Linked DNA regions of Mus musculus: region 1 is linked to region 2. A link is a loop called in an ENCODE intact Hi-C map of the cell type or tissue named here. Cell type or tissue: left cerebral cortex. All regions are shown on one strand. Links, peaks and the distances in the headings refer to the core of each region. The heading gives the core; the rest is flanking DNA. Region 1 overlaps Chl1 (cell adhesion molecule L1-like). Region 2 has its middle 200 kb from the start of Chl1.

Evidence for each region. A loop is a pair of places that touch in the nucleus more often than their neighbours do. Peaks named below come from ENCODE experiments on the same cell type or tissue, not always from the same donor. Only the 100,000 strongest peaks of a DNase experiment are listed, where the experiment ranks them.
Region 1: a loop joins it to region 2, with 8 times the contacts of the local background. A loop is called at or near these places in 41 of 42 quality-filtered maps.

Annotation. Positions count from the first base shown.
Region 1 is chr6:103,678,371-103,687,997 of GRCm38, forward strand. Chl1 (cell adhesion molecule L1-like) reads left to right here. Exons shown (of 27, transcript NM_007697.2): 10 at 4,778-4,909. Among named protein-coding and RNA genes, the nearest start is that of Gm52915, 8.6 kb to the right of the region's middle. In left cerebral cortex, for the core only: a CTCF peak has its summit at 4,696 (motif pointing left); a DNase peak (open chromatin) is centred at 4,682; H3K27ac peaks cover 284 bases.
Region 2 is chr6:103,301,748-103,311,374 of GRCm38, forward strand. No RefSeq gene overlaps it. Among named protein-coding and RNA genes, the nearest start is that of Chl1, 200 kb to the right of the region's middle. In left cerebral cortex, for the core only: a CTCF peak has its summit at 5,136 (motif pointing right); a DNase peak (open chromatin) is centred at 5,268.

The DNA of each region.
Region 1 (9,627 bases), core at 910-8,909, 380 kb after region 2:
AGTATAAATATTAAGTAGCCCTCTGTGATAAAAAAATTTACTAAAAATGTTCACTATGTTAGATGTTTGTTTCATAGACACCAAATTTCCTGTTCTGTTTGGTTTTTGGTCACATAGCAAACATTTTCAGCTTGCTTATAATGTTGTCAGGATTCATGCTTAAACATTACCATTTTGGACATTATAAATTGAACTTATCATCTTGCATTTTGTTTCTTATTATGATTAACTGGGTGAAGTTATAGTGGAAGCATGTTTATCAGCTAACACATATCTCAGGCATGTGGAGAAAAGAGTGGGACACCACGGCTTCTTCCCCTGCTTTACTTGTCTTTTCTTTTATGTTTGGTCTCTTCTCTAACCCCTTGACTAGAAATTACTCATCACACAGTTGTGTGATGAGAGCCTTTGGAAACGTATGCTGATTCTCTGGCCTTGCATCTCAGCCACTCTAAGTTTCTTATCAAACTCATGTCCCCTGGCTCATGACAACCCAGTATCAGTGAAATAAATAATATGTTCATTAAATCTATGTCTTGGGATACTGGATGACCCGAGAGTGAAGATTATTTCCCATCCAAGATGCTTTAGGTTTTGTTTTGCTTCTTATGTCTATTCTACTGAAGTCTTCTTTTACTAAGTTCTACTTAAAAGCCCACCATATACATCTATTTGGAGACAGTTGGAACCAGGAAGAAACAAGACAGCAAGCTTCAACCCTAGCTCTCTAGCGATCACTGTTCTAGGACTCTGTGCTGACTTCAAGATTGAACTCCTAAAGAGTCAACTAGCAAAGTCAACAGTGAGAGTCTCAGCCTCAACTGTATTCAATAGTCATAGGCAGGTATTAAGTCTTTCTCAAGTTTCATGACAATGTTTACAGCTGTTCAGGACCAGAAACTTAAGGGGGGCAAAGGAGAGAATCATCTACGTGAATGTGGAAGTGTTTTTAACACTTATGAAGAAGGACCAAGCTAATGTATAGGGATGGTTGCTGTGAACTACAAAATACTTGAAACTTCCTACATCAGTTGATAAATATAGGTGAGGAGAGGAGAGGTTGGAAAGGCAAAGACTCAACTGGACAGCTGAACTCACCTTGATTCCTAGTTATCCTGCATGAGATGCCTGTCCATGAGGACTTCCTCTATAGCTTTGCATGTCTCTGTTGTTTCCCCAGAGGCTCTGTTCTGAGATTCATGGATTGGCAAGAACAGGAAATGAGAATTCTTTCTCTGATGACCCTGAAAAAGATTAGATGAATTCTCTAAAGCTCAGTATTATTTCCATAAGGTCAAAGGTTAGATGAAGCAATACCTCACCCCTTCATTTGATTCTTACAGTAATATCTCTTTAATATATGTGTGCAAAGGTATATATAGTCATACCAAAGGTTAATGAAATTCGTAGACTGAAGATAAGGATTGGAAAATTGATTTTTATTATACAGGAGTAATAATATTTTCATTACAGGATCTTTATTTCTACCTGCTTGGAAAGGAACGGTCATAGTTTCTACTATAATCATTATGGCTCACATATTCATGGGGATGTATCCCCTGTAACTTTCACATATTGAATTTTGTTGTTATGGTTGCATAAAAAGACTGAGAAAAAAATTTGAAAAGTTAGATGTCTCAGCCGTTAGGAGCATTCGGTGCTCTTCCAGGGGACCTATGTTTGGTTCCCAACACACATGTCGAGCAGGTAGCTATACCTGACACATAAACAAAATAAGCCTTTAAAAATACAATGTCATATAGGCAGTCTTCCTCTTCAAAAGGTCACTCAGTTTCTAATTTAGACCATTGTACTTTATGTTAAGGAATTCAATACGTTTAGAGTAGTCTATTATAAACGCAGGCGTTTAACATGAAAACTAACAACTGAGCCCATACCCTGTTGGGAGATTCTATAGGTATGCTTCTTTTCTTTTCTTTTCTTTTCTTTTCTTTTCTTTTCTTTTCTTTTCTTTTCTTTTCTTTTCTTTTCTTTTCTTTTCTATTCTTTTCTTTTCTCTTCTCTTCTCTTCTCTTCTCTTCTTTTCTTTTTTTTCCTTTCCTTTCCTTTCCTTTCCTTTCCTTTCCTTTTCTTTTCTTTTTCTCTCTCTCTTTTTTGGAGCTGAGACAAAAGGATGGACCATCGAGAGACTGCCATGTCCAGGGATCCATCCCATAATCAGCTTCCAAACGCTGACACCATTGCATACACTAGCAAGATTTTATCGAAAGGACCCAGATATAGCTCTCTCTTGTGAGACTATGCCGGGGCCTAGCAAACACAGAAGCAGATGCTCACAGTCAGCTATTGGATGGATCACAGGGCCCCCAATGGAGGAGCTAGAGAAAGTATCCAAGGAGTTAAAGGGATCTGCAACCCTATAGGTGGAACAACATTATGAACTAACCAGTACCCCGGAGCTCTTGACTCTACCTGCATATGTATCAAAAGATGGACTAGTCAGCCATCACTGGAAAGAGAAGCCCATTGGTCATGCAAACTTTATATGCCCCAGTACAGGGGAACACCAGGGCCAAAAAGTGGGAGTGGGTGGGTAGGGGAGTTGGGGGGGTATGGGGGAATTTTGGGATAGCACTGGAAATGTAAATGAGGAAAATACCTAATAAAAATATTTTAAAAAATATATTTTCTTTATATACATTTCAAATGCTATCCCAAAAGTCCCCTATACCCGCCCTGCTCCCCTACCCACCCACTCCCACTTCTTGGCCCTGGCATTCCCCTGTACGGGCACATATAAAGTTTGCAAGACCAAGGGGCCTCTCTTCCCAATGATGGCCAACTAGGCCATTTTCTGCTACATATTCAGCTAGAGACATGAGCTCTGGGGGTACTGGTTAGTTCATATTGTTGTTCCACCTATAGGGTTGCAGACCCCTTTAGCTCTTTGGGTGCTTTCTCTAGCTCCTCCATTGGGGGCCCTGTGTTTCATCCAATAGATGACTGTGAGCATTCAATTCTGTATTTGCCAGGCACTGGCCTAGCCTCACAAGAGACAGTTATATCAGAGTCCTTTCAGCAAAATCTTGCTGGTATATGCAATAGTGTCTGGGTTTGGTGGCTGATTATGGGATGGATCCCTGGATATGGCAGTCTCTGGATGGTCCATCCTTTCGTCTTAGCTCCAAACTTTGTCTCTGTAACTCCTTCCATGGGTGTTTTGTTCCCTATTCTAAGGAGGAATGAAGTATTCACACTTTGGTCTTCGTTCTTCTTGATTTTTTTGTGTTTTGCAAATTGTACCTTGGGTATTCTAAGTTTCTGGGCTAATATCCACTTATCAGTGAGTGCATATGAAGTGACTTCTTTTGTGATTGGGTTACCTGACTAAGGATGATGTCCTCCAGATACATCCATTTGACCAAGAATTTCATAAATTCATTGTTTTTAATAGCTGAGTAGTACTCCATTGTATAAATGTACCACATTTTCTGTATCCATTCCTCTCTTGAGGGACATCTGGGTTCTTTCCAGCTTCTGGCTATTATAAATAAGGCTGCTATTTCTTTTATCACATAGATTTGCCAGAATTACCTGTTTGTATGTTTTTTCTTACCCCTTAATAAATTTAATTTCCCATGTAATCACCTTTCTTTCTTTTACTAAAATCATTTAAAAGATATTTTCACTTTATATATGTTCATATCTTTTAAAAAGTTTCTTTTTTTAATCAACACAAAAATCCATAGTTCTTGCAGGGAAATGAGCAGGCTAAAGTTGATGGGAAATACTACTTTAAAATTCTATTAAGTCACTTCTGAGATTAATTATCAATTATGCACATGGGTCTGAAGAAATGGCTCAGTGGTAGGAGAGCACCAGCTGCTATTTCAAAGGGCTCTGGTTTAGTTCCCAGCGTCTACATGGTAGCTCACAGCACTATGTAACCCCAACCAAGAAATCTGATGTCGTCTTCTGTCCTCTATGGGTATAAGGTATCCAAGAAAGTGCAACATAGCTATATATGTTGGCAAACAATCACAACAACAAAAATAATAATATTCATGCATCCTTCTAGTCTTATATTCACTGTTGTCATCGTGGTGCCCTGATGGTGACAAGATGTGACAGTAACGTGTGCAATGAGAACACTTGTCTTGCTCTGTTCTGAGACTCCATTTAGAGTTACACATTTGAAGTTTTGTGCATCAAGAGATGAAGATCATCTGTCCCTAGTTTTACTGCTTTGCTTCCAGTGATAAATGTCAAATGTTCTCAGGATCCCGTTCTGCCCCTTTGCAAGAAGAACATCTCTTGCAAAGCAAATTATGTTTTCCAACTTGATAAGTTATGCAAATTGCTATACATATGACATGTAAATGCTAGAGTCAATAATCAAGGAACAAGGTCTCACAAATTTTACTGTTGTTTAAAAAGCTCTCTGAATCTATTTCCTGCATAGCCCCATTTTCAGCTACTTCGCTTCAGCCTGAAAAGAAAGAGCAGCCAGCCCTAAATGAGTTCCCATCTGCTTAGCCCTCCCTCATATTTCAGTAAGATTAATATATACAGCTAAGACAGCTGTATATTTCTGGTATGCAGATTTATATACATGTTTAGAGTGTAATGTAAGCACACACACACACACACACACAAATACAGCCATCTTGCTTTGTAGAACCTATTCCACAGTTGCTATGGAATACTTGGTAGTGTCTGCCCTCTGCTGGTTAAGGGTAGAAATGCAGACCTGTTAACGTCGTCGCATCTCTGGCTATGCAGAACCCTTCTGGAAATTTCTTTGTTTTGTCTTCAGAGCCTCCACGCTGGAAAAAGAAGCCTCAGAGTGCCGTGTACAGCACGGGGAGCAGTGGCATCTTGTTGTGTGAAGCAGAAGGCGAACCTCAACCCACAATCAAATGGAGACTCAATGGCTTGCCGATTGAAAGTGAGTTAAAAACAACCTAACAAAAGGCCTGAGAATGACATGCTAGGGAATACAGCAGTTGAATGGGATCACATCTGATCACAGTTTGGGGATGTATGAAGTAGATGGGCTGGGCTGTGTTAGCATAATACAGTGCCAGAAAATCACCAGGTGATTCTTTATTGGTAATTTGATTGATGACAACCAACACATGGATAGTGTTTATGGATATACTAAGTTAATTATATTATTAGATAGATAGATGGATAGATAGATAGATAGATAGATAGGTAGGTAGATATTGTTAAATATAATTATTTGTATAATTAAGTAATGACTGAATTAGGAAGAGGATTAATATACACCAACCCTTGCTCCTGCCCTTGAGAAGGAATGATAGAGTAACCCAGGAGAGGAAAGTTGAAAGTTGATATTTCTTGCACCCTTACAACATCCTCAATCCTTAACTCTGCCCCTGCCCAGAATATTTATTGTTCACATTTTATCTCCATGTTGTGGCCAGGACACATGTGATACCCAAAGCTATACATGACACAATAGCTCCCTGGCTGCTGTTGACAACACTAGAACATCCCCTTGAATCTTGTCCACATTTGTTGGCCACAGAGAAACAGAAATGAACCAGGCCTGGGGGCCAGATTCCTTACTGCACCAGTCTCCAAACCCTAGAGGTTTTCATTTGAACCCAGAGCTGAGGCTATTTTGAAGCTATTTGTTCAGGCAGAAGGTCAGAACCTATGTTAAATGTTATGTTCTGCTTAAGTAGCTCCATGGAGGAAAAGATAGGAAGTGCAGGTGTAGGGTCCCCATTTATTTATTAGTCATGGTTCCACGTATTATCCATGTCTCCTTGTGGTTCATAAACCAAAGTCATCACTGGGCTGCAACTCTTCCCAGGTCTGTGGCCTCGAACTCGTCACTGGATCATCTTAGCGTGGGTTTTCCAAGCTGCAAAATGGAAGCAGTGGTAGTTGGTAGTGTTTGAAGGAGATTAATTAGCCAGCTACCTAAAGTCATAATTTATCTGTGGAGTTCTTGGATGGTTTATGAACTCTGGAGCCGCACTGCCTGTGTTTGCATGGTCATCCTAACATTTGCTAACTGTGGGACTGGGAATGGAACTGTGCCTCTTAAAACCTGTTTTGTTTTGTTTTTCATAAATAAAACAGAGATGAAAATAGCTGTGACTTGCGGGTTTGTTATGTTGCTTGAGAAAAGCACCATTCCTAGAATGGGTTGCACAGGATCTGGCTTAAACCATTAATTATGGGAGGTGGGTGCAGGAGGACGAGGAGTTCAAGTGCTTCTACTTGGATCACTCATCTAATACTAAAGTGCCTGTAGGGTGGGCCAAGGCAGCCACCTTTATGAGCTCTCAAGATTAAGGGGGGTCTCTGGCTTGTTCAGAGAAGATTCTGTTTCCAATTGACAGTGGTTAATATGGAGTCCTGTAACTGGGCAAATGCTGAGAATAATTGACAATGTGTCCTCAGCCATAAATGGGACATCTATATCCGTTTTGGAAGTTCAGGGAGTATTACAGAGGAGGGAGCTGAAGCAATATAAAAGCTGAGGGATGGAAGGAGTGGTAGGAAATGCTGTCTTCTGGACAGGAAGTAGCCATTGTACCTGTGAACTCACAGCACATATTTTAACTGCTTAAGATCTGTCCATCAAAACTCGGGCATTGGTGGGTGTGGGAGGTTTATGAGACATCAACCCGAGCTGAGAAGTTGTTGGTATTTGATGGATGCTATGAGAGAAAAGACATGTTTCTTTTGGTGTATGACAAGTGGCAGGCTGCATGCTTCAGTGGATAAGCCCTATGCAGCTACCGACAGCACTAATTGGATTCAGTGAGTTATAAAATGGCAAGAGAAGACATAGTTGTAAAGGTCATGTTGTTGAGAAATTCATACATAGGAAGTAGGTAGGTACTAAGGAGAGTGTAAAGTTCGAGATGCAGGGTAGATTTATGGTTATAAAAGTACATACTTCAAGAGATGAAAAGGGTGAGGAAGTAGGCTGCCATCAGATGTCTGTGAGTACTTTTGAAGTAGAGAGGAGAGAAAGGAAAAGACTCCCCAGGTATGTCTGGAGAAAAAATAAATAAATAAAAGGAAACAGAACTGATTGCCTTAAGTCCAGGGCATAAGGAAGGGCATGAGTCAGCTGGTAAAATCATTCACTAGATGCAGGCATCAGAGCATAGACAATGACAAGGCCTGATCAAGGTCTTGGGATTTTAATGATGACAGATGAGCAACCATATAGGGTTTTGATAGGAGAGGTTGAGTGAGAAATATTATGGTTCGTTTGTTTATGAGGTACTAGAGTTTGGACCACAGTTCCGATTGCCTGGCAAGTGCTTTACTACTGAGTTGTATTCCCAGCCCTTGTAATTTATGTGTTAAAGGAATTTTCTGGTCTTTGAATGCAGCCTCTAACTCTATGACTGCAAAAAGGTGACTGAAAGACACTAAGTCATCAGGCTAGACATGTTGTCAGGTAGTAGATAGTTCAAAGTATAGCCAACAGATTTGTTGGCAGATAAGACAGGAATTGCTGTATTTGCCAGTAACAGAGGAAAGACTGAAACCAGTCAGTCTGGTTGCAAACAAACCTTGCAGTTTGTACAGCTCCTGAGCACAGAATTTTTCCTATTACTTGCCACAGGGTCACTGTGTGGTGATGGTTTGACTAACAAAGGATTTAAAATCTCATTGGACTCATATTTCTAGGAAATCATATTCTTTGTGAATCTTATTTCAAAATTCAATAAAAGTGAATCCAGTGGTTGATTGTCCATGTAACCTTCTCTGAGAGATCATGCAGCATTTCCGAGAGCACCTTGGAAAAACAGATCTCTTTATTATTTACTTCTCTGACACAATGACAAGGCTCACTGGAATTACAGTATTTACTTGAAGACACAGCACAAGTAAATTCAGGGCTAGAATGCAGCATAGAAAAAAGAACAAGTTTGAATAGAAGATTCTCTGACTATATTGTCTTATTTTCATTGAACTTATGAAAGAGAAACATCTAGGAAGAATTATGAGAATATGCCAGGGCCAGTGTATTTTTGTAGGTAACTCTTAAAAGTTGTTTTCTTGAGTCTTTAGAACAATTCTTGTCAGAATCCTAGCTCTGAATTGAGTACTCTGTGGAGAGCATTGGTGGAGGTAAGACTTAGTCCTGTGAGAGAGTAGGGTTACTTTCTGTTATAACTTATTCCTATCTTGACTTGGAGTTACTCTGAGGCCTGAAGCTGCAGGCTATTAGAACTATTGACACTTGTTGCTAACAGCAGGTGGTTAGGTAAAAGATTTATTGCTAGCACTGCCTTCTCCAGTCAGACAGCCGGAAGCTTTTCACTAGTCTGGCTGGTTAACTCTGTGAACCAAAGCAGAAGGAAAGGAAGAGAATTAAGATGCTTTATATAAGCAAATACGTACAGACACATATACACTCATACATACATTTACTTTCACAATCTCATTCACACATTAACACATTCACATTTTTCCTGGGCTCAACCACCTGTCCAGATACTTCACAAATATTCATGCATTCTTACATACTTACACATATACCCCCATATACGTACAAACAGACATATACATTTGGATGGATGGATGGATGGGGTGGAGCTCCCAAGCCAAACCATTGAATCAACAACTTTATTCCCTTTCTCTGGCCTTTTTATACCTTCTTAGAAGAAAACAGGTCTTTAGAAAATTACCTCAGAGATAAAATGTTACATAAAATGCGAGTCTCAGAAGGATGTTGATAACAAGTTCAAAGCAGTGTTTCATTCTAATGTACTCAAAATAATGTCAAAGCAACACCTTTGGCTTCTTCCTTGGACATAATGTTTTTCCTTGAACACACATGTGTTCAAAGCCTATTTCTCTTTTTATTGTGATTATGAAAGCTCATTGTATGTCTTATGCAGCCTTTACTTTCGATTATGAGGAGTAGGTGTGTTCTATTCTTGATTCTAACTTTATTACATCTTTCTAGCAAAACAGCTAAGGCCATCTCTTAAAACTTTCGTCCTAAAATGATTTGAATCAAATCAGGAATTCTCTAGAATCATTAATTCATCTAAACTGCATTAATTCATGAATGTTCATCTTTATGTTGATCAGCAGAAAATCGGATCAGTAGGGTGGGCTAATGTCCAGGGACTGTTATATTAATTTCATAATGACAGGAAAGGCATATCAGCTGCAATAAGTAATCCTGAGGTGAAGTCTCTTTGGAACCTTGCTGTTGAGCTCATCCATCCCAGACCATGCAAAAACAGTGGGTCACCTCCAGGAAGGCCACCTGCTAACCTTAGCCTATCATAGATGGCTACTGACAAATTCTCTTTTGGCAATATATAGTGTATTGTTCAATGTATACCCTTTCCCAGAACAAGAGCTCATTGAGGGCTAGTTGCTTTTCATTTACACAGGATGATATGGTCTTAATTTTTCTTTTGCAATGCATTGTTGGTCTGAAGCTGAGACCAAGATGGGCCTGTGATGCAAGATGGTACACATTGGTGATAAGGTTAGCTCTGCCGGCCTTAAGTTCTGTGTAATAGTATAGGGATAAAGGATGAGATCAGTTACTCAGTGTCTCATGATGTCCTTTATGATTGGTCACAAATAACTTAGAAGCTTATCCATCATGTTAATCCTGAAGAGGTAGCTGATAAATTATCT
Region 2 (9,627 bases), core at 905-8,904:
TAAGCCAGCTCCCTGGTCCCCTGGAAGGATTGCTTTCTGTGGATATTCAAGAGTAAGTTAGAATCAATGCATGTTGTTGCTAATATTGCTAGCCCATATTGTATCAATATCCTCAGACACTGGCAGTATTTTCCTGTACCTTCCTACTATAGGTGCCTTTGATCAGTAAGGAGTAAACACTCTCATACATTTGTTACTCAGCCTTATTCTTACCTGTCTAACAGAAAAGTCCAGTGTGTAGGCAGTTTGTATTATCATAAAGATGACTCTTTTTTCAATTTGATCAAAGAAGAACAGGGCAGCTATGATCAGCAAGAGAGGAATTCTTGCTGAGCCTGATAAAACAGACTTACAGTGCCTGCAGCTCAGAGGGTGGGGTCATGGGATCACCGATGCAACTTTTGCCTGGGATACAGGTAGGTAACAAGAAACAGAAATAGATCAGTGGTGGAATGCTTCCTGGACATGAGCAAGGCCCTGGACTCAATTCCCAGTACCACCAAAAAGAAGAAAGAAAGGGAGGGAGATGAAAAGAAGGAGAGAGGGAGAGAGTGGAGGGAGAGGCGAGGAGAAAGCTCAGGAGTATACATATTAATTTTTAAAAGATTTTACTTGATATGATAACTTAGAACCAAAGACATCCTCCTATAGATGCTGTAAGAAAGTCCAAACATGCAACTTCATGGGAAAAAATAGCAGTAAGTAGATAGCATGTTTAGCTGCTTGTATTTTTCACTGAGCTGCCTTAACTTGGTGACATGTAGGAGATCCAATCCTGAGACTTAACCCATCCTCTTTGTTTGGAGACAGCCCTAGCAGAAGAATATGAGGAGCCAACCAAGTAAACTTAATGAGAAAGACAGCAGAAATTGAATTCATGGCCTGGGCTAGACATAGCAGGGATACAGTGCAGCCATTGTTGATATTCAGAATTTCAGGGCCAGGATTGCCAAGACCATTAATAGAAAAGCAAATGCATGGTAGAGCATGCTGGGAAGCCCAACACTGGAGAGCTGGAAGCTGGGGCCTGGGGCTTTCAACACCAACTTCTTCAGTAAAGTTAGTCCACAGCTAACCTGAGTCACATGAGCCCTTGTCTCAAAATGCAAAACAAACAAACAAAAATGCCTTTAATGTAAAATGTATTCTATTTCTCAAAATAATGTTTTATTTGTCTAAAAAATAACTGCTGGGCTTGTTGACAGAAGCCTATAATTCCAGCTATTTGAGGAGATGTGTATAGGGGATGCAGTTAGCTAAAACTGGGGAATTCTGAATTTGTTCAAGACCACCCTGGGTTATAGAGTGAACTCCAGAACACTCTGAGGTATTTATTGAGGCCATGTCTCAGATTTTGAAAAGGAAGCAAAAGGAGGGTATGTACAGTGATGCAGTGTATCCCTGGCATGCTCAAGGTTCTTTCAACTTTCAGCACACATTGACACACACACACACACACACACACACACACACACACACACACACACACACACACACAGAGAGAGAGAGAGAGAGAGAGAGAGAGAGAGAGAGAGAGAGAGAGAGAGGCACAAACAGACATACAGGCAGAGACAGACACACAGACACACACACAGAGACACAGACACACACACACACACACCACCACCACCACCACCACCACCACCACCACCACCACCACCACCACCACCACACCACGTGATACTACACAGAAAAGAAGAGTCATAAAACAATGTATGGTGTCAGTGAATTGACTCAGCCGGTAAAGGTGCCTGTTGCCTAGCCTGGTGACATGAGTTTGATAACAGAATCCACATTTCAGGAGTTAATTTCTGAGATTCAGATGTACACCATGGCACACACACACACACACACACAAAGAAAGAAACAAAATGATAATAGTTTTAATAATAAAACAAACTCTGGTCTAAGCCAAACCTGTTTTGAGGCTAGATCTGCTCCACATCATTGCTTTGCAAGCAGTGTTGCTAGAGCTGTTGAGAATATCTTATAACACAAAAGATCAATGGCTGCTTGCAGATAGGAATATTTCCCCTGTATAACATCACCATGTGATGCAAATATACAGGATCCTTGGCATCCCAAAGTTTCATGATACTCAACAGACACCAACATCTGAGGACACTCAAGCCTCTCATATAAAATACAATTGATAAAACTTGCATATAATTCTGTACATTCTCACATATATTTAAAGGTTACTTATAGTACTTACAATGGCTCATACAGTATATGTACTATGTGAAATTCTTATCATACTGTATACTTAAGGAATAATGATAGGAAAAGCTGTGCAAACGCTTTATACAACCACATTCTTTCTCAAATAATTTTATGTGTAGCTGATTGAAACTGTATACGTATAGAGTTGACTTTATATATGCTTTCACCTAAATTAACCCAATTGTTGCTATACTTTCTAGGAGCATTGCCTTATCGTACGCAAGTGATGACTGTCAGACCTTGACACTCCGTGTAAATTAAGGAAACCAGAATAGCTACTGCTAAAAACACACATCGTTTACTCCATCTGCAAATGTTCTGCTGTGATGGCAATCAATCAGGATAAATCACACAGCTACCCAGCTAATTAATCCATAAAGAAAACGTGTAATTAGAGAGTTGAAGCCATCGAGGCTGAAATCAGATGTCCATAGCATCTGCATTCTGGGACCCAAAGCCTCACTAATACTCAACGTGAAATTTCAAATGCAGCCAGATGAACATTACCCAGTAGTGTAGACGTGGGCAGCATTCTCCACGGTACTCAAGGTCAAGTTAGTAGTTAGGGATGCATTTTGTTAAACATTTATAAACTGTGTAGGCCCCCTGGAGGAAATTTTTGAATACCTTCTTTGTTGCTTAGAGGAGAAAGAAAAAAAGTAATAAAACTCTAAATTTGAACCGCTAGCTCCTTTATTAAAGAATGCTTTCCTATGGGTGATGACTGCAGTCTCTCTCAATGTCAGCCTATTACTTGGTAATGTTTCTCACTCTGTCATCACTTTTACTACCACGACGCAGGACTCACTCCTTATTTAAGCTCCAGACACTGTTCTCATGACCTCTCTGCTGGAGCTGCTCAGAAGTTGCTGGTAGCCTCAGGTGTTCCAACCTTTACCTGGAGCAATTATTCTAGCTTTCTTCAATACACATGGAATGCCAAGGCCTGGTAGTCATTGCTTTCAAATTATATAATTACTATTTTCTTTTAAGGCCAAGATTTACTGCAGACTTGAGATTGAGCGTCCAGTGTGCCACCCAATATTCATTATCCTTTATCCTCGCACCCCAAGCTGTCATTCTATCATTATCTTTGACATATAACCTATGTATTTGCAGTTTTAAGGAATTGGAATAGTGACCATTTGAGGAATGATTATTTTTCAATAAATAGTTAATTACAAAGATGATAGATAGATAAATAGATCATAGAGTTAATAGGTAGATGATATATAAATAGATAATGAAGATTGTAGATAGATAGATAGATAGATAGATAGATAGATAGATAGATAGATAGATAGATAGATGATAGGGAGTAAATATTTTGATGTCTTCCCCTCCATATATGATTATGGAATTGGAATTTTCTGTGTGATCAATACCATTTTATAACAAAATAGGAAGGAATGTTTAATTGTTCAATTCCCAAGTAGTGGCCACTGGAATAGAAATAAGGCATACTTTCAAAGGAACCAGATACATTCAAGCAAGAAGTCTGCAGTAGCTCGGTAAGGTGGAGCGCACTACTGTGAAATGAGACACATAGCTTAGAAAGAGCACAGGTGAGCACAGGAGTGGTGTGATTTCATAGTGTGGTTCAGAAGTGTGGTTCAGTGTCTTCTGTTTTCTCCCTTTCAAGGTGACCAGACAGGGCTGCACACTGGGCTGGAAGGATGAAGCAGAGTCCAGAACAGGAAGGATCCGGTAGGACTGGAGGCGCTTGGTGGGTCTTCTCTAGTGATCTTAGTATTACAGTTTTTTAGGCAAAATCCTTCAATGAAACAGCTCTCTGAGACTTAGCTTGTGAGTATATCTTTATTCAGAGTGGGCTCATATGAATGCATTTTATTCATGGTGAACCAAAGGTTATATAGTTTGGGGAATGGGGTGATGATCTCCAGGGTGGGCAAAGGTCATTGGCTGAAGTCTAAGACCCCTGAGATGCCTCATCAGCTTGGGGACGCATCCCAGGAGTTTCAGGTGCAGGACTACTTGACATTCTCAGGTATTCTATGTGGCCTCTGGGATCCCCAAGAGAAGAGGGAACTCTGCTGCCAAAGGGAGTCCACTATTTTTGCATCGTGCTATCCAGTAATGTAGACTTGGACTTTGGCAGCAGGACTTTCCCGACAGATTGGAGTCACCTCGGAGGGATCAGGAGATTATGGTGGCAAATGGTGATCAAACTTGTGTAGACAACATGAGAAATAGATTCGATGCATCGTCCCCAGTGCATAATTCAGTCTGGGGTTAAATTAGACCAGGGAAGTACTGTATTCCTCAGTTTAATCTTCTATCCTTTTTTTTTTTAAATGTACTTTCATGTAGGCCAGACTGATGTAGCCAAAGATGATGACGATGGGCCTTGGTTTTTACCTCCCAAATACAGAGATTATGAGAATTATGCAAAAATTTATATGTAACATGTTATACAGAATATTTTCAGTATTATGTGAATTATGTGGAATTTCATATACAAAATGTCATGCAGAATATTGTGTGATATGTGAATTATGCATTACTTTATATGTAGAATGTTATAAGAGACTATGGAAGTGTTTGTAATTTTGTGACAGCGTCTCTCTAAGTTAGGCAGACGGGCTTAGAATTTACACATTTCTTGTCTAAGCTTTGTGAAGAGCTAAGATTACACGCATGCACCAACAGATATGGCTCTGCTCACTCGTAAATAGATACAGAATTAATTAGAAATACTAATTTATGCAAATCTAAGTCATTTGTATATGAAATATTTTTGGCTCATGGGACAAAAGGGAATTACCTAATGCCATATTACAGGTCATTTAAAACATTTTATCAGTGAAGAAAATTTCAGTATCAAAGATTTTTTTATATTTACCCTAAAACATTGGCTTTTATTCTGTGATGAGAGAGTTATTCCTAATAGGTACCACCAGGGGGCAGTAAGAAACTATGCTTTCTAACTAGACTGGCACTATGAAGGCCCTTTGCTTCATAAACACAAAAGCATCATTACTAAATATCACACAATAGGAAGATTTTGGGGTCTCTCCGTTTTAAATTACTATCACTAATGTTTAAAACAGCATCATCACACGGCACCATCAGCCTACATTGTCTGACATCATTAAAGCAGAGACCACCAGTCTCAGCACGCTGTCTCAATCTTCTGTATGTGTAAGCATGCTTAAAATGCATCAGGCACATCTATAAATGATGATCCCCTACACACACACACACACACACACACACACACACACACACACACACACACACAGTCAAAATTACGATGGTGGTGATGAATTAAATAGAATTTTAAATGGAGAAATCCTGTTTTAAATACACATTCCTCTCCTTGCCTGTGAAATGAAATACTGGGGGAGAATCTAAGGGAGTGGTCCTGTGGTTCCTGCTTCAAAACCTCTCAGGCCCCTACTGGTAACTGTCCTCTGTGACCTTGATCGAGTAGCTCAGCTCAGCTGGGAACTGAATTGTGTATTTAACGGATTAAGCATCACTGCCTGACATTTTACAGAGAGACACACCTACTATAACTTGTTATGGTATTAAAAACGGGTTCCCTTTGAATTAAAATAGCCATCCCCCTCTGCAAGGAAAAAGCTCCAGGGCTTATTTTGCTCTTTGTATCGGCTTTCTTTGTCTTTGTTTATTTTCCTTCATTGTAACTGAAATTCCCAAAGATCATAATACAGATTATTTTATTTCTCACTAGTCTTTGGATGTTTATTTCTGAGACTATGTCTGTGAATATATTTCTGTGAACACTAATCCATGAGCTCATGTTTGTATACATATATGTGTCGTGATATGTATGGGAATGCTGGGGCAATGTGTGTACCTTTCTGTGTTAATATTAACACACATCCTTATGTAAATGTCATGTATTTTATATATGAGGTGGACCCATGAAGAAAAGCAAATGCAAGGGTGGTTGCATGAAATATGTGCACAAACATAGGCACATATGTAGCTATGCTTTGTGTGTGATCAACTGGTGGACTTACATGCTGTGTGTGTAAGATGTATGTTGTGGTGTGTTCATGTGTGATATATGTGCCTGAGTTTGCCTGTGAAGTAGTATGTATTCCTAATGTGTGTCCTAAAATATATTTGTATATGTGTGTGCCAACCTAATATATTTAGGAGAGTTTGAAGGATGGGGAGAAGTGATATTGTATTGTATGCCTATCCATCTGTACAGAGACACAGGGTTGATGAATCATAGACCCCTCTTGTAAACAAGAGAACACAACTGTACCCTGTTTGAGTTCAAAATGGAAAGTCTATGGGAGGTCTATTTTCGCCTTTCTCCTTTCTCCCTACTATAGCAATTCTTCTCGCTATATCATTTGAAAATCTGTTTTAAGTACCATCAACCTTTTCTTTCTTCTCATTCTTTCTGTGTTGAAAGACTGGCACTCCAAATTAAAATCACTGAATAAAGCCAAAATGATTGGGCTAGCAAGAGAACAATCACTTATTTCTTTCTTTCTTCACAATAGTCTCACTCTCTTCGCTCTTTGACAGTTGTGGATATTGGATATTACAATAAATGACTGGATTTCATACACAAGGGAAGTTATAAAATATTGCTCAAAATGTTTTTTGCACTAATATGACCACTCCATTAGCGTCAGTAGCTTTGTGTAAAGGACCCATTTTCAGCTAATCTATTTAAAGCTCATTTTATGCCTGTCTTCAATTTTAACTTAGCATTCTTTGCTGGAAAATGTCACAGCCTACTTTGCAAATGCCGTTTACTTTCTTACAAAGACACAACTGGTCACTGCAAGGGTTTCACTTTAAATCTCTCTCCTGGTTTTCTTAGAATTGGGAGGTAATTTCTTCCCCTTCTCTCCTCCTCCCTTCTGTGCCCTCTCCTCTCGTCCTTCTCTTTCTAAATGTCCCCAACTCCCTCCTCTTCCTTCTCAGACTCTTCCTAGATCCCCTGCTTCTCATGTTCTTTTCTCTCTACTTTCTCCTTATTCTTTGCTCACTGTTTAAAGTTGTGGTTCTACAGTTTTTGAGGATCCTGTCAGGCACAAAGGACACAGTCATTTTAATATTCAGAGTTCCACAACTATACACTCATGACCTTTTCTGAACATCTACAAAATCCCTGCCTGCTGTACAGCTAGGAAACAAGTTATTGACATCACCTTGTGGTTTTATTCCTTTGTTCTCTTCTGATGAAAGGGGTTGGCTGTTGGAACTATGTGCTGCACACATAAAGTTACTAGGTAGACTTTCCATAAACGCCTATTGTCACTGAAGTTTCATGAGGGAAAGTTCAAAAACTGCTACTATATATATATATATATGTTATGTATATATATATATATGTATATATATATATATATATATATATATGTTATGTAGCTTATTCACGTATTTTGTTTGCAGCATTAGAACAGGAAGACCTCAAAGTTTCCTGTTATCCAAAGCTACCAACACTGTTTCAAGAGTAGTGAGGAGAGGGGTGGTGCCAGCCTGTAATCACAATCTTCAGCCTAGGAGGTAGAGGAGAAGAAGCTGGAAGAGGAGGAGGAAGCTGGAATACTAGGTCTTCTTTGGCTATATATTCATTTCAAGGTCAGCTTCTAGGGTGTAAAGCCATGTCTCAAAACAAAACAAAGAAACCAACCAAACGAAAGCCAGGAGTAGTGGCCCACATCTTTGGTCTTTGTAATGGGGAGGCAGAGACAGAGGGATTTCCGAGTTTGAGGCTAGCCTGGTCTACATTGACAGTTTCAGGACAGCCAAGGCTATATAATAAAACCCTTGTTTGAAAGAAGAAAACCAAAAAGAGGACAAAGAGAATCAATATAGCTATCCACTTTGAGCATAGAAACACACCTGTCATATCTTACACTCAAGATTCTGAGGCATAAGGCGTGCTACACATTCAAGGCCTACCTGTATTATACACTGAGTGACAAGTCAGAGAGAACAGCATAGTGACTCCCCACGTAATGCCTTCACTCTGCTCAAATCTAAACCCATCCATAACTATGCCAACTACATAAGAAATTTTATCAGTATTTGTCTTTCTAAGTAATGTTTAGCATTACTGTCATCACGAACAACCAAGCTCCTGAAAATGATTGAGATTTAAAACTATTCGTTATTCCTAAAAACAGTAGATATTCACATAATCTTTCAACTTATATTTTAATAGGCTTTTAAAACTTTTGTAAAGAAATGCGAGCTAGCAGATTAAGGTTATCAACCGATGGTGTCAAAAAACAAGACTCAAGCTTGAACTCATCAACAGGATAAGCCCATTATCTACTTCATCTACAATCTTTGTCAGTGACCATTTCCTCCATTTTGCTATCAATTCTTTTTTTCTTCTTTCTATCGATTTAGTTGTTTAATTAAAAATTCTTTGGGATCTCAAAGCCAAAGCCTTGTCCTGTTGATGTTCGAGCCTCTGCTTCCTGAATGCAGGCATTGCTGATGGTTAACACCTCATCCAGCTGACCTCATCTCTTCTCCTTCTCCTTTTTCCTCTTCAACTAATCTGAAAGCTTGGTGTTTGCTACAGGGAAGGCTTAGGGACCACCTCCCAGATCCACTTGCATTTTCCAAACTCAGCTGATGCTTGATCAGTTTCTGGTGTGCAAAACAATGGTAGATTCTGAGGGCATCCAAGGCTCCTTTTTTCCTTTGCTAACTATGGTAATAAACCCTTAGATGTAACCAGAAAAACCAGATGATGTGTGGGCCTCTAATTAATTATCTCACCATAGGATTCAGCTGCTCAGTGCAGACTAATCAAATGAAAACCGACTCTTTTAATAAAAGAAAAATCATCATTTGCTGCCACTGCTGTTGCTGCTTTTCTGTGCTTATACAGATTAGCTTGGCAAATCAGAAACAATAATAAATTCGTGAACTGAATGCTGTGTGTTTTCATGCTCATCCACTCAAAATGCATCCATCATTCCTGAGTGCAGATGGAACCATCTTCTTTTATTGCATGTAGTCCAATTTTGAAAGAGCCATGGAAATAAAGTGAATACTCGCTCACACCTGGAATCGCCACATTTGAGAGGTTAAAGCAGAAGGATTATTGAAAGATTGAGGGCAGCCTGATCTACAGTGTAAGATCCTGTCTTGAAATTAAATTTAAATAAGTAAATTAAGTAAATAAATAAATAAATAAATAAATAAATAAAAAGAGCCACACAACCTTCTCAAATTTAAATTCAGTCTTCTTCATTTGTTCTTCAGGAACATAGTGACTGATGCTTTGTAGTTGTAACAATAAAGTCATTTGATAGCAATATTTCTGGATTAAGATACACACAGAGTCACCAAGAATGTGGAGGAACAGTGTGTAGGAACACATGGTAGTTGACTGCACACATGGCTGACACCTTAACTGAGCTTTGT